3 separate regions of the Mus musculus genome follow, and all the other regions are linked to region 1. A link is a loop called in an ENCODE intact Hi-C map of the cell type or tissue named here. Cell type or tissue: heart. All regions are shown on one strand.

Region 1 (5,000 bases):
TAACGAGTTCCAGGCCAGCCAAGGCTTCATGGTGAGACCCAGTCTGAAAAACGCAAGGAAGGAAAGAAGGACGGGGGAGGAGAGGAAAGGGAAGAAAGGAAGGAAGGGGAGGCAAACAGGCTGGGCAAAGAGGAAAGGGTAGAGAAGGAGTGGTCCAGAGATAAAATGAGCACAAGATCCATGCTCCACCCCTTCTCCCTAGGTGACCTTGAAGAGGTGACCCGCCCTCCTCTCCCGGAAAAGCCATACTAGTGAGCGGGAAGAATTCGTCCGAGGACTTAGGACAAGGGATACTTCTCTGGCCTTGTTTGGCATTCCCCTGTCGCAAACCTACCACCAAGCGCGCAGAGAAGACGCGCAGACTCACTTGAGCAGCACGGTGCCGCCGATCACCGTGCCCACTACGGACACCGGCAGCAGAAAGCGGCTCATCCCAGGCTGGGGAAAAGGGTGTCCGTGGGTCTGCACTCCAGGCCACTCCGCGGACGAACGCGCTGCCCAGGAACCCACGTGCGCTCGAGTAGCGTGAACGTGGAATCACACAGCCACCAGAACCCGGCTATGGGGAGTGACCAGATGTGGAGGCGGGGCTTTAGGAAGTAGGCCCATGGCGCACTTAATGCTGGGAAACGTAGTTTCTGGAGATGGAATGCGGCCGAGGTTGACAGGCGTGTCAGCTACCAGATCAAATGTCATCACACTCAACCAATCCAAGGGCGTCCTGAAGTTCGGGAAGAAAAAGAGAGAGAGAGAGAGAGAGAGAGAGAAAGAGGGGGGGAGGGAGGGAGGGAGGGAGGGAGGGAGGGAGGAAGGAAGGAAGGAAGGAAGGAAGGAAGGAAGGAAGGAAGGAAAGAAGGAAGGAAAGAAGGAAGAAATAAAAAAAATAGTAGCTGGGTGGTAGTGGTGCTCGCGTTTAATCCCAGCATTACGGAGACAGGAGCAGGCAAACCCATAAGTTTGTGGCCAGCCTGTTCTACAGAGGGAGTTCTAGGAAGCCAGATCCATGCAGAAGAATACTATCTGGGAGGAAGAAAATAAATAAAGTAGATAGATAGATAGTTTGGTACCAAGCATTTCCATTTCCAGACATCGAGACCCTGTAGAATGAACCATGGTTTTTCTCCTCTAAATAATAGTTAATGGTAGCACTTTCTGTGTAGGCCTTGTGAAGGAGGGAAGAAGGCTGGGACCTGGACCCCTGGGTCTGAGGGAGGAGGGTGAAGTATAGATTCCTGAGTCTGAGGGAGAAGGGTAGGATTTGGACTCTTGTGTTTAAGAGTGGAAGTCTGGGGTGTGGGCTTTGGATCTGAGGGAGGAAACTGAGACCTGGACCATTGGATTTGAAGGAAAAGAAGGATACTGGCTTTAAAACAACAGTGAGATGGTGCATGGGGTAGAGACACTTGTCATACAAGCTTTGCAACTTGTGTTTGATTCCTAGAACATGGTGGAAAGATAAAATCAACTCCCAAAAGTTGTCCTCTGACCTTCCACCACGGCATGTATGTGTCCACACACTTATACACCAAAAGGAAAGAATAATATATTTAAAACATACTAAAGTGTTAGTGTCTAGAAGCAGGAGAGGAGGAAAGGAAGACAGACAGACAAACAGACGAACGGACAGAAGGAAGGAAGGAAGGAAGGAAGGAAGGAAGGAAGGAAGGAAGGAAGGAAGGAAGGAAAAGAAAGGAAGTTAGGAAAAAGGCTATAGACAGTGGACAAATACATCCTGTCACTAGAAAATGTCAGCACACTTGACACCTGTTTGTCTTCATGAAGGTGACAAGGAGATAAATATTTTTCAATTATCAGATTGGCAACATTATAATAAATATTCAGTGTTGGCAAGGATCAGGGGAAACTCCCTGTTGGTGGGAGTCAATTATCTGGTGTTCCTGAAAGTCTAGTCAGACACCTGTCACAGGATGATCCGTGTATACTATTGACCCAGACATTCCCTTTGTAAGAAGTTATACTTAGGAAATGATTGGTCATTCCAAAAGAAAAAAAGAACAACTGGCCTTAGTGTGCACTTGTGAGTGCTCACTCACAACTTCTTGCAACTTACTTAACACCTCTTGTGTTCCAAGCACAGCTACTGAATTCAATCCTTACCACACAGTTTCCCTGACAGTAACAGTAAAGGCTGATTCTCCTGGGACTGGAAAGGTAGGTCAGTGGCACTTGCTGCTGCTGCAGAGGACCCCAGCACCCAACAACCATGTCTAACTCCAGTTTCAGGGATTCAGACGCCCTCTTCTGGCCTTCCCAGGCACTGCACAAAAATGGCTCAGAGACAACTCAAGCAGGTACAACATTCACACATAAGATAAATAAATAACTTTTCATTTAAAAAGAGTGTTTTTCAAATGTCTGAGAGCCTTCATCTACCACAAATGTGAGGAGGTGTCCTAGTTAGGGTTACTATTGCTATGATAAAACACCATGACCAAAAGCGAGTTGGGGAGGAAGAGGATAATTAGAAAGGATTACAGGCTGTGATCCAGCTAGTCCAACAATGGCTGTCTACCAATGACCAAAGAATTCAGTAGTTGTTCAGTCCAAGAGGCTGGTCTTCAGTGTGTACCAGAATCCTGAAGAATGACACTCCAATGACAGTGAAACAATGGACTTGGAAAGACCGTGGTTGGAAAATTGGCACCTGGAGTTGGGTGTTGCTGTGACAGACCTGACCATGTGTTTCAGGGAGGATTGTGAAAGAACCTTGGAACTCTGGGCCTTTGAGTGTTGAGAGCTTAGTGGGCTGCTCTGTGGAAGCTTAGAAGATAAGAATGTTGAGAGCACACCAGCCAGCAGCACTCCTTCACGGCCTCTGCATCAGCTCCTCCCTCCCGGTTCCTGCCCCGTTTGAGTTCCTGTCTTGACTTCCTATGATGATGAACATGATATGGACATGTAAGTCAATAAATCCTTTCTTCTTCAACTTGCTTTGATCATGGTGTTTCATCTGACTAAAATGGTAAGAAGAAGACAAGCAGAAAAACCACAGTGGGTGCTACATTTTTTGTTTTGTTTGTTTGTTTGGAAACAGGGCCTCTTGTAGTCTAGGCTGGTCTCTAACTCACTATGTAGTTGAGGACAACCTTGAGTGCATTCAGCCTAAAATCATCTACTCCTAGAACAGACTCCTACTGAGAATGCTCTTAGTCCTCTCAACTGCCCTGGGATTGCAGCCACTCCTCCACAGAAGCAGGAAGCAGACACAGACGATGCACAAACAAACCACTGCATCTATGTTGCAATAAAGCTTTATGTGGAAAACAAGCAGAGAGACAGTTTGCCAGCCCCTACCATGCAATTTGGAAAAAAAGAAAATGTCAAGAAGGCATTTGTTACAAGAACCTGTTCCATAGTGAGTTCCAGAACATGGGCTGCCTAGAACGCGGTTATTACAAAGAGGAAGATGCAAGCAAAGTTCTGCTTTTGAAGACCTCCTGTCCAATTCCGAGACACACCCAAGGTGGGTGGAATGTCTCTGTGCACTTCAGGTTGACTCTGCACCCTTTGCCAAGATTGATATTGTCAAGAAAAAAAAAAAATGGTGCACACTGGGTGCTGTCCCAGGTGCTGAGAGTAGTCCTCCATAGGGTCCTCTGATTTCCCAGGGCAGAAGTTTCAAGACATCCAGAAAAGGTCTCTCTCAGTCCCTCCTCCCCTCCCTCACTTCCTCCCTACCTTTCTCTCTCTCTCTCTCTCTCTCTCTCTCTCTCTCTCTCTCTCTCTCTCTCTCTCTCTCCCTCCCTCCCTCCCTCCCTCCCTTCTTTCCTTTCTTCCTCCCTCCACCTCCAACCCTTGTTTTTGAAAGTGTGGCTCAGACTCCCTGTGTAGCTGAGGATGACCCTGAACTCCCAATTCTCCTGCCTCCACCCCACTCTACCCACCACATTTGGTTTGTACAGTGCTGGGTGATATGTTTTGTAAAACAAGGTATGATGCAGCAGGAGGGGGTGCCTCAGCAGGCCCATGCTGAGGCATCCCCACCCCTTGAGGTACCAGCCATACAATGGGTCTAGTATAAAATAGAGTTTATTTGGGGGCATGAGAAGGGGAGTTGAGAAAGGAGTAGAGACAGATAAAAAGAGCAGAGAGGAAAGAGAGAGGGAGGAGGAGGAGGAAGAGGAGGAGGAGGAGAGAAGGAGGGGGAGGGGGAAGGGAAGGGGAAGGGAGAGGCTGACCAAGAACACATGTCGAGAGAATGGGGGAAGGGGTCAGGGGGAGAGATCAGAAGTAGGAGTCAGAGCTCCAGAAAGCCCAGTCTTTTTATAGGAAGCCAGGCTCTCATACCTGACTGTTGCTAGGTAACTGCTGGGTGGAGCCTAGAAGAAACGTTAACATGCTAACACTGTGGTTCCTGACTGAGCATTCTAAGTGCTAGGAAAACTTACCTATTTAACACAGTACTGGGAATCAAACCCATGGCTTTGTTCATGAATGGTAGACAAGCAATCTACCAACTGAGCTAGATCCTCAGCTCCCAGAGAGGCCCTTGTTTGAAGCTACTGGATAATGAAGTCATTTGTTACATGGCCACAGCTGGTAAAACACATATTCTGTTTATCAGTACATCTTGTTAGAATAAACCTTGAGCAAACTCTGTCAGACCCAGACAAAGGTCCTATGTTGAAACTCCAACCCCTTTCCCATCACTGAGTTGCCAAACTCAGTCTCCCACTATGATCCACATCCTGATAGCTGGGGCAAGGCGGCTTCTAAACATAAAATAGCCTTGTCTGGACAAACAATTCCAGGAGGAATTGCAGACTTAGCATTTGGCTACCTGAAGCTGTGTTAACGTCCCATGTTCCAAACCTCCCATATAAACTCCAAGTATCCCTTCCCTTTTTTGGCAGACCCCTTTTCTGATGTATCAGCCCCTGACTGTTAGAAATAAACAGTCCAGTCTGTCGAGGCCAGTACCCTGTCTCTTTAAGCTGCCTCGTAAATCTAACATACCACACACCAAGCACTCCACTCAT
Region 2 (5,000 bases), 750 kb before region 1:
TCAGGATTCAAACTTAGGTCAAAAACAAACAAACAAACAAACAAACAAACAAACAAACAAACAAACTTCTTCCTGAGGGCATGGGGCCACAGAGCCCCCTATGGCCTGGCTTCCGTTGCCCTTTCAACCACGTGTTATTCAGAAAGTGCGTGGACGTGGCAAGCATAGTTTGCAATGCCCAGCCTGTTCCTATCTACATGTGTAGGTTCGTACACACCCAAAAGGCACTTCTTCCAATGCACAGCTGACCAATCTCTGCCTAATGTTGTGTCTGCCATAAGAACAAAGATGTCTGGAGAAACCAGTTCTCCACCTGGCTGGACTGTCCATGGCTACGTTGCTGGAGCCTAGAACATAGCAAGAGCTCACGACTGTTGTAGTCTGGGCTAGGCACTGAGGACCACTCACTTCTTGCCCTTTTCTTAGGTGATTAAGATTCAGACCCATGGCTAAGAATGTAGTTCATTTGGTCAAGTGCTTGCCTAGTGTGTTGAGGTCCTTGGCTCGAGTCCCCAGAACCATAATAAACCAAGCACAGTGGTGCAAGCCTACAATTCTGGCACTCGGGAGCTGGAGGCAGAATCAAAAGTTCAGTGTCTTCTTTGTTTGAGACCAACATAGGGTGCTACACGAGCCTCTGTTTCAAAAATGAAAAACCAAACCTGCACTTTGTCCCAGCTTTGAGCCCTTGGGCCGGATACCTTCTCTATAGAGTAATTTTCCTCCTTGGAGGACGGTTTGCTACAGACTCAAGAAGAGCATGTTAGCAAAACACACTGGGGAGGAAGATTCTAGGTGTGCCAAATGGCTTGTGATAGAGCACTCAGGTTATCTCCTTATCCTGCAATGAGTGGAGAGGTGAAGACTTGCTCCAGAGGATGTGGGAGGTGAACTCTGTCCCCAGGGAGAAATGAAGTCCCAAGCTTAGGGTTTGTGAAAGATAAAACTCCACAGCCCTCCCCCTACTATGAGAAAGTCTGGGAGGAGAAAGCAAGGAGGCTCCCCAGCTCCCAGGGAGACTAAAAGAAGTAGTGTTCGCCAAGTCTCACCTTCAGTGTCAACAGCAGCTGGACAGCATTGGTGAAGGGCGTGGGAGTGGGCAGGCCCAGCAGGCTGAGGGCTCGGAAGAAGAGGAGATAGGAGAAGGTCCAGGCAAGAGCCAGGGCATGGCAGGAGCTAGGACAGAGGTGGGAAGTCATAATGTTGGGTACAGGGACCTTAGCCTCTGTTTCCTTCTCCTGAGATACCCACCCCCGCCCCTGCCCACATTCAGACAGAGAAGAAGAGGTGAGAAGACTGGTGAGTAACAGAGACAGAAGAGGCACAGCCAGAGATAAGAAAAGAATGACCGGCATTAAGAGAAGCTTCTGGAAGAAGGAAGGCACTTCAGCCAGAGCTCAGCCTGACTGGACTATGGAAGTCAGTCTGCCACATGGATACTGAGGACTGGGGCAAAGACACAAGGTGGGAAGAAAGATGGCCAAGGCATAGCGACACACAGTAAGATTAAAGGAGAAGAAATAGAAGACTCGAAGAGGAAACAGACTGCTGCTTCTCTGCATCCTTCTTCCTTTCTCACCACCTAGTTCTCACCAGGGCTGGGCCTGAATGAGGGCCCAGGTTCCCAAGATGGTGATCAGAGAATGCAAACTGTGGGGGCCACAGGTGAATAAGGTGAGCCCCAGGCCCACAGCTGCTGCCCCCCATCTCTTCAGCCCAGGTCCTGAAAGGAAAAGGTAAAGTATAAGCCTAGAACCTTCGGGAGGGGTGATTCCCCACCCCAGCTCCCTCACCCTAATTTTCCACTAGACAAGGAACCTGACTCACCAGCTTTCTTAAAGAGGAAGCCAACAGGGATGGAGATAAGAAGGACCATTAGATATGTCCATTCTTCGGGTGTCATGGTCTGGGGGAGGAAGGACTCACAGTGAGAACCAGTATTCCAGTCCCTTCCTCTTTTGAAGACAGTAGAATCCCCTTTGAGAACCCAGGCCTCCAGCTCACTCCTCCTTCCAGGACCCAAGAATTAAGCCCCCACCCCACCCCTTTGCCAATGTTGAAATCAAAAGTACTTCTACTTCCATTTATGACCCACACCTTCCGGCCAGAAAAACAATCCTTCACAACACCCCTCTTCTCTGAGAGCCCAGGAATCTGTATCATCCTCACCCTCCTGAGTACATTGGAGCCCTTCTGGGTCCCCAATTTCCTCTGCGTCTTACAGGACCCAGTACTCCCACTCCCGCCCAGCTCGGAGAAGCCCAGCATTTAGCATCCTGTTTTCTAAGCTCTGAGCTCTGGGCTCCTCTTTAACCCGTACCTCGGAGAGAAGGCAATGACCCTGTACGATCTGCAAGCACCTTTCGTAGCCCAGCCCCGCGCAGCGAAGGCCAGCGTGTATCCGATTCTGCCTCGGCAGATCCACAGGCGGTTACGCCACCCAGCCCGGCCACGCTCTGGGCGCTGTCCCCGCACCCCGCCACCCTACGATCTTCGTGACGCCGCCATGCAACCCAACCTGGGCCCACCTGAACCGTCCGTGGGCCAGAAGACTGCGGAGCTCCTTTTCGAGGCCGCCTCGGCTCGCGCCACGCCTCCCCAGCTCAGCACGCCCCCGCACTGCCCGTTCTGGAGGGCGCCGGCAGGGCTGCGCGGTCCAGGCCCCGAGAGCCGCGGCTGTACGAGTTACAGCACCGCAAGAAAGGTACCCAGAACACCAGTCTGCCGCAAGATGCCTGTCGCGATCTTTCTAGGAGGTCCCCGGGCAAAGAGCTGCCAGTACGTGAAGGGGCGGGGTTTCGGGTCAGAGAGGCGGGGCCAAGATCTTCGAGTCCCGTTGAGACTTGAGGAGGAGGGACCTGGAGCTCAGAGACAGACTTTCAGCTTCGGATTCCTTCGGGCACACTCGGTCATTCAAGCCCTCGGCATGGAGTGCCACAGCTTCGGCTTACTTCGGGGATAGCCGAATTCCAAAGTCACGGCTCGGAATTAGATGCGTTTACAAACTCGGCCGGATGTAGGCGGGACCACACACTTCGGCTTGATTCGGAAATAATCGGGTCCAAAAGTCGTTGTGTAGTGTTAGGCGGGCTCAAGAACGCAGAACGAAGTAGGCGGGACCGCATGCTTCGGCTTACTTCGGAGATAGTCGGAATCAGCCGGGGTCCGAGAGTCAAAGAACCACGGGGTGTGGGCGGGATCGCATATTTGGACTTACTTCAGATAGCTGAATGCTTTTTCAGGTCACGGTCAAATGATATTGAGGGCAGCCGTTTTGGCCTAACTTTGGAAATAATCAGTAGACTTAACAGGCTGAGCTAATAGTCTTGAGGGAGGAAGGCGGAGCCACAGAAGACCGGAAAACGGCGAAGGGGCGGGGCCGACATGACTGGTGGATTTGGGGGCGAGGCCAGAGCAATGACCCTCAAGGTCCCATTTGTGCAGACCGGAGTGGCAGTGAGGGCTTTCTTGGCTTTTCCGCTTTGCTGACCTGACGGGATGACGGAGGACGCGCTACGTAGGGCCAGCTCCGCCTTAGCCGAGAGTTGGTGTTGGCTAGGGGTTGACTTATTGCCTCTGCCTGAGGACAGTACGACAGATTGAAAGGGAGCCACGACGCACACTGCACCTCGAGTGCGACTGTGGATTCAATCGTAATTGTGAACTCCTTAAATTGGGTAGGAAGTGGGCGGGGCCACAGCTGGAAGAACGATGGGATCTGGCTAGGGTCGAATGCTGAACCTTTTGCAACTTAGAGGGGGTGGCTGATTCTACTGAGCCGAGATCTCCCGCATGCGTTCGGGAATAGAGTCGAGATCTTCCGAAGGCTGAAACGCTTGCGTTCGGGTAGGCAGGACTCCCGATTGAGCCGAATTTAGGATGCTGGAACATCGAACAGCTGGCGCAAGACAGGACTGGGTTTCTTTTAAAGTCCGACTCAGAATAGGCGGGAAAGGCGAATCTGGGCACTTCGAAAGGGGAGGGGCTGGGCTCCAAGTATTTAGAAGAGGGTGTGGCTTGAGCAAACCACCCTACATTGAGGTTCTGAGATTTGACGGACGCATAAGAAGACACCCACTTTGCAAAAAGGGCGGTGCACCACTATGGCGGGAGGTCTCTCTGAGGGGACGAGAGATGGTGGTACGCTTTGGCAGAGAAGATGGTCACCTGGAGCTGAGGGGGAGCGGAACGGTGGGACCTGGGTGAGGGGCGTGGTCTTAACTGGTCCCTGGGTAGATCTTGGCTGGGGGGCGGGGGGGGGCAGGTGGCAACCCCAGCCCCGCCCCTTGGGGGGTGAGGGGCGGGGTCTTGCGCTGAGGGCGTGGAAGACTTCAGTCGGGTCGGTGGGGCTGTTTGGGTGACCGCGACGCACCCCCACTCCGCAGGAAGATGCTGGTGGTGGAGGTCGCAAATGGCCGCTCGCTGGTGTGGGGAGCCGAGGCCGTGCAGGCGCTGCGGGAGCGTCTGGGAGTCGGGGGACGCACGGTGGGCGCCCTGCCCCGCGGGCCCCGCCAGAACTCGCGCCTGGGCCTTCCGCTTCTGCTGCTGCCTGAAGAAGCCCGGCTCCTGGCCGAGATAGGCGCGGTGACCCTAGTCAGCGCCCCGCGCCCGGACCCCCGCAACCATGGCTTGGTAAGAAACGAAAGGCCCTGATAGTGGGAAGGCCTGGGAGGGCCTGTTGGAAGGTTGTAAACTGGTCAGAATTCCTGTCTTCCTAAGGGACTGCAGGATGTGTCTTGGGGTTCCAGTTAAGTTTACTTCTCAGGCCCTAGCATCGTTCAAACGCCAGCAAGAGCAGAGTTTCCAGGATCAGAACACTTTGGCAGCCGAGGCCCGGGAGACCCGGCGTCAGGAGCTTCTAGAGAAGATCGTAGAGGGCCAGGCTGCCAAGAAGCAGAAGCTGGAACAGGATTCAGGGGCAGATGAAGGAGGCCAAGAAGCCGGTGGAAGTGAGGCTACCCAAGGGAGTGAGACCAGTGATGATGGCCAGCCTTCTGCGG
Region 3 (5,000 bases), 820 kb before region 1:
CACCCCCCTCCACCTCCTGTCTGTGCACTAGTTTCAAACCCCTTGCCAGCTCCCATTCATCCAAAGCGCAAATTCCAAACTTCTTCTCTGGTGTTCCTGACTTACTAAGACCTACTTACATTCTGCCCATAGCTCCTTCCTCCTTCTTACTAAGGAGGTGAACTAAAGACTCACGCGATGAGTTAATCTGAGAAAAGAAGGACCCAAGTGAGGTTCAAGAGGCAGAGTAGGCAAGCCTGGAGGTGCCTTAGGTGAGAGGCTGTGAATGAAATCTGAGAGTCACCTGTGACATACCAGAGGCAGAGTATCTGATGCTGTGATGGTTATTACTGATTTTTCAACTTGACAAGATCTAAAAATCACCTAAGAGACAAGACCCTATGCATGTCTTTGGCATGTGGGTTAATTGAGGTAGGAAGATCTACTCTAAATGTGGGCAGCACCATATCATGGGCTGGAATAAACTGAATAAAAAGGGAAAGTCAAGCTGAGTGCCAGTAGTCATCTCTCCATCTCTCTGCTTCCTGCCTATGGATGCAACATCACCAACTGTCTCATGCCCCTGACACTGTGTCTTCTCTGCCGCCACAGATCCTTAAACTCCAAGTCAATGTAAGCCTTTCCCCAAGTTGCTTTTCCCAGGTCACAACAAGAAAAGTAATGAATATAAATATTCTGGAAGAGACTACTTAGGGTGCCTGGCACAGACTTAGACCCACATGGATCTGTTCACTTGTTCAAGTACAAAAGGAAAGGGAAAAAGAAGGACATGAGGAGGAGGAGGAGGCGGTATGAGGAGGGGGTGGTGTTGGCATCGGCAGCGAGGCGGCAGTTCTGGCGAGAGGACCCCCAAATGGGAATCCACACTTACCTACCTGCTCGATCTCCCGGCAGCGCCGACCTAGTGCCTGGTACTTTCTACGATTTAGTTCCCGCTGGCGACGCCTTCGACCCCGGGCTGCCTCTTCCTCTTCATCTCGCTCCCGGAGTCCTGAATCACCCAGACCACCGGACACAAATTCCACTTCTGTCTCTAGCTCACTTTCTAGGATGTGGCCACCAAACAGGGGAGGCAGAGCCAGCTCTGAGCCTGGTGGCGCTGAGAACTCTTCAAAGCCCACGGCTGCCATGGTCCTGTAGGGCCAAGAAGTTTTAGGAGCCTATATTCTGGCTCTCCAAGTCCCTCCCAGGGGGACTTAGGTCCAGGCCCCAGCCTGGAGCCCAGATCCTAGCCCTCTCCTCCATCACACCCAGCAGCCCAGACTCTAGCCCTCCTCCCTCCTACCAAGAAGCCCAGACCCTAGCCCTTCTTGGTCACTGCCAGGGATCCAGGCCCCAGTCCTCGTCCCTAACAATGAGGAATCAGACCCTAGCCTCCTCCCTCAGACTTTGGAGCCCACACTCCAATCTCCTTGCTCTCAGATCCATAAGAACAGCAAATTCCAAATCTCCCCTACGATGCTCCAGTACTGCCTCCGGTTCTCCCACAGAGATTCGAAAAGAAAGCAACTGCACGAACTTCCCCATCGTCCCTGAGAGCACTACAGCCGATCGTTGCTGTTTTTGGAGTCCCCGTTTACACAAAGCTCAGCTACTCACCCCTCTCTCTGTTCCAACTCCATTTCTCTGGTCAAGAGACACCTCAAGCCTCAGAGAGGTGGAGTCTTGCGCAAAACTACCTCTCCCATCAGGCCTTGCGACACAGGAAAACTGGGAATTAAAGTTTCCTACTCTGCCTTCGTTTGCACCCGACTCCAAATTGCGGCTTGAAGCCTTCGGTTTATCCTCTAGCGCCTGCACCGATCGTCCACGTTGTCACCTTCTTTACTCCTGTCTTGTCGCAGTGTCGACTAGCCAAAGCGAATCTCTGTTTAGCAGGCTCAATCCACGGCGACGTACGACTTCCCCTAGCCCTAGAACCCAGCACTCCCGGTCGCCGTCCCGCGAGGCGGCTGCTAATAAAGTTGTTGTCCAAACGCTGCCGGAAATGTCGTAAACGGCCAATCAAAACACAGATTTATCGGCGGCAAGTAAACGTCATCAAAGAGAGCCGAAGCTCTGGGGAAGCAGATTTCTTGGAAACGATTGTGAGAGGATCGAAGCGGTGAGTGTGATGGAGAAGAAGGGATGGCCGGAAGCCAAGCTACTGGAGGAGAAAGTGTAGCGGGCGACTTAAATCATAGTATAAATAATAATATTAAACGTATGGAGCGCCTTAGAACTAATATTCAAGACGTGAGTGGATCACAGCATAACTTTAGGCTGAAATATGGCACGTGGGCCAGACGGGTGGAATGAAAGAACTGAAGGCAGGGTGAGGGAGCAAAGAGCCGGGTTAGGCAAAGATGAATAGTTGCTCAAAGACCCAGAGGTGTGGGGAAAAGTTGCCAGGTCAGGTGGTACCTGGAGGGATGTGCTGTGTTCTGTGTGGGTAGGAACAGGAGACAACCTCCGTGAACTAAGCAAGCTGTGGAGCCTGCGTGCGGCTACAGGAGCTGATGAAGAAGAAACTTAAGGGGATCCGGGAGAAGGTGCTCCTTCTGGTGATATGAGTGGACAGGGTCAAGATGCAGTATTAGGGAACCCCATTCTCCCTTTCCCATAGGCCTTGGGATGTCTCTGGCTGATGAGCTCTTGGCTGACCTCGAGGAGGCAGCAGAAGAAGAGGAAGGAGGAAGCTATGGAGAAGAGGAGGAGGAGCCAGCAATTGAGGATGTACAGGAGGAGACCCAGCTGGATCTTTCTGGAGATTCAGTCAAGAGCATTGCCAAGCTATGGGACAGCAAGATGGTGAGGTGGCACCCTTTAAGTCAGCGTTCCTAGGGAGGAGTGGCCGGAGAGCAGTTCTTTCTGAGAGGCCTAGTTTCTGACTGTGCTCTCCTTCCTCATCAGTTTGCTGAGATCATGATGAAGATTGAGGAGTATATCAGCAAGCAAGCCAACGTGTCGGAAGGTGCCTCCCACCCTCACTTTCCTCTGCCCATTCTGACTCCCCGACTCTCTTGCTCCTTATGGTTTTATCACCAAGTGTCTCCCTCCTCAGCTTTCCTCAGAGCATTCATTCTTCTTTTTTTTTTTAAATCCAGTTACTGACCCTCTGAAAACATACTGCATTGTACCCAGACATGATATGTGTTTATATCTCACCACTTAGGAGACTGAGGCAGCAGGTACATGAATGAGTTCAAGTCCAGTCTGGTCAGAGTCAGCCTGGGTAAAACCCTGTCTCAGAAATAGGTACATTCATGGAGTTGGAGAGATAGTTAAGAGTATCTGCTGCTCTTCCAGAGGTCTTGGGTTTAGTTCTTAGCATCCACATGGGTCATAACTATCTGTAACTCCAGTTCTTGGTGATCTGACATCTTCTGCTCTCCATGGGCATTATATATATATTATGCACATCAGGCAAAACGCATACATACATTTTTTTTAGAAGAAAGTGAGACAACACCTATGTTTAAAAAAAAGGAAGAAAGAAAAATAAACATGCATATTGTACTATAAAACTGATGTGTTTTCTAATTGTGAGAAGACTTGTCTCTGGGTTCTCTGAACTATAGGACCTTTTCCACATCCACAGACAGGGTGTGTACACATGTATGTACGTATATTTTTAAATATGGAGACAAGGTTTCACTCTGAAGTTCAGACTGGCCTAGAAGTTACTAGGTAGCCTATAGTGGCCTTGAACTCTCAGCAACCATCCTTTTTCAGCCTCCTGAGTGTGAGGCAGAAGCAACCATGCCCACTCTGTAGTCCCTACAGAAGGGACTGACTAACCCTGCATTGGGTCAGGGAAGAAGTGCCCCCTGTTGGAATTTGAGTACTTGTGCTAACCCTGGGGAAGGAACAAGGGCTGTTAATTCACTGAGTGATGGGAGTCTCCCAGCCAGCTTCTACAGGGATTCCAAGTGGCAGGCAGAGAAACTTCTTGTTCCGTAAAGCCAAAGAAAGTCACAGAACGTGACTGCCTGATGTCAAGTTTGATGAATCAGGTCTGCTCATGTCAGGTGTCTTAACTAGTGGGGGAAGTGGACACAAAGCCTGTCTAGCAGAGGTGGCCCAATTCATGCAGACTGTCACCCTTCTGGGGTGGAGGTGGGGGGTTGTTTAATGCCCTCAGAGTTTTAATGACCTAAAGGGACATGTGAGGCCACATTACTCAATACCAATTTAATTGTCTATGCATAAAGTGTGGTTTCTAGAAACAGACTTAAGGAATGTCCCAGGGAGATGGAGCAGTACCTGTGAAGGCAGGAGGAGTGAAATAGCCTTGAGTGCCCGGTGGCGGCTGGGAGGATGGAGCAGAAAAGCAGAAAGGATAATGCTGTAGAGCCAACGAGTCACCGGATCTCACTGAAGGGACTCCTGTGCTGTGTGCACCAAGGTTGCAGGTGTGGGGAACGTGGACCTCCATCTGTATGGGAGACCTTGAGTGCCAGTCTGAGGATCTTGCTCGCTAGCCTCAAGGCTTTGGGAAGCTATAGGAAGGTTTAATTTTGGAGCAAGATGAGGTCAAGACCAGATTGACCCAGAGGATAGACTGCAGGAGAAAGATGAGAAGCAGGAGTAAGGCTCCTGGAGAGGAATATAAGCCTCAGTGAATTCTTCAGCCCTTATGTAGCCCCCTCAGCCCCTCCTTTCTGATTCCATCCAGCCTCCACCTCAGTCCCCAGCTTCGTTCCTCCCCCATCCATATCCCTTCTTCTTTGTAGTGATGGGACCAGTGGAGGCAGCTCCTGAGTACCGAGTCATTGTGGATGCCAACAACCTGACTGTGGAGATAGAAAATGAGCTGAGTGAGTGATGGGAAGGGCTATGGAGACACCAGTATCCTGTGCTCTTCACTCTTTCGTTATGACCCAAAGGGAAGAACAGGCATGAACCTGGACCTCTTTTGTTTGCCTTTCTTGGGCAAAAATATTGCCCTGATTAGGTTCATCTTCTATAACAGAGTAACTAACATAAATTGTACTCTCCTCCATCATAAAAGTCTGAAT

What was found. Hi-C counts contacts between places; a loop is a spot of excess contacts. Peaks named below come from ENCODE experiments on the same cell type or tissue, not always from the same donor. Only the 100,000 strongest peaks of a DNase experiment are listed, where the experiment ranks them.
Region 2: it touches region 1 in a loop (2.4-fold over the local background); 6 of 42 quality-filtered maps call a loop at or near these places.
Region 3: a loop joins it to region 1, with 2.3 times the contacts of the local background. A loop is called at or near these places in 3 of 42 quality-filtered maps.

What each region holds. Positions count from the first base shown.
Region 1 is chr7:4,445,080-4,450,079 of GRCm38, forward strand. It overlaps Rdh13 (retinol dehydrogenase 13 (all-trans and 9-cis)), which reads right to left and starts at 578. Exons shown (of 7, transcript NM_175372.4): 1 at 368-578. The coding sequence starts at 432. In heart, a CTCF peak has its summit at 2,259 (motif pointing left); a DNase peak (open chromatin) is centred at 612; H3K4me3 peaks cover 1,200 bases; H3K27ac peaks cover 1,178 bases.
Region 2 is chr7:3,690,213-3,695,212 of GRCm38, forward strand. Mboat7 (membrane bound O-acyltransferase domain containing 7) reads right to left here and starts at 2,774. Exons shown (of 8, transcript NM_029934.4): 1 at 2,529-2,774; 2 at 1,828-1,906; 3 at 1,594-1,723; 4 at 1,050-1,176. The coding sequence starts at 1,903. Tsen34 (tRNA splicing endonuclease subunit 34) reads left to right here and starts at 3,398. Exons shown (of 5, transcript NM_001164204.1): 1 at 3,398-3,677; 2 at 4,386-4,632; 3 at 4,766-5,000. The coding sequence starts at 4,390. In heart, a CTCF peak has its summit at 2,689; DNase peaks (open chromatin) are centred at 2,929, 3,399, 4,089 and 4,879; H3K4me3 peaks cover 3,896 bases; H3K27ac peaks cover 3,008 bases.
Region 3 is chr7:3,627,953-3,632,952 of GRCm38, forward strand. It overlaps Tfpt (TCF3 (E2A) fusion partner), which reads right to left and starts at 1,977. Exons shown (of 6, transcript NM_001290381.1): 1 at 1,600-1,977; 2 at 876-1,134. The coding sequence starts at 1,622. Prpf31 (pre-mRNA processing factor 31) reads left to right here and starts at 2,033. Exons shown (of 14, transcript NM_027328.4): 1 at 2,033-2,104; 2 at 2,606-2,790; 3 at 2,893-2,953; 4 at 4,716-4,799. The coding sequence starts at 2,614. Gm15927 (a long non-coding RNA gene) reads right to left here. Exons shown (of 6, transcript XR_003946711.1): 5 at 4,246-4,543; 6 at 3,119-3,451. In heart, no CTCF peak of the experiment used is centred here; DNase peaks (open chromatin) are centred at 1,279 and 1,969; H3K4me3 peaks cover 2,536 bases; H3K27ac peaks cover 1,850 bases.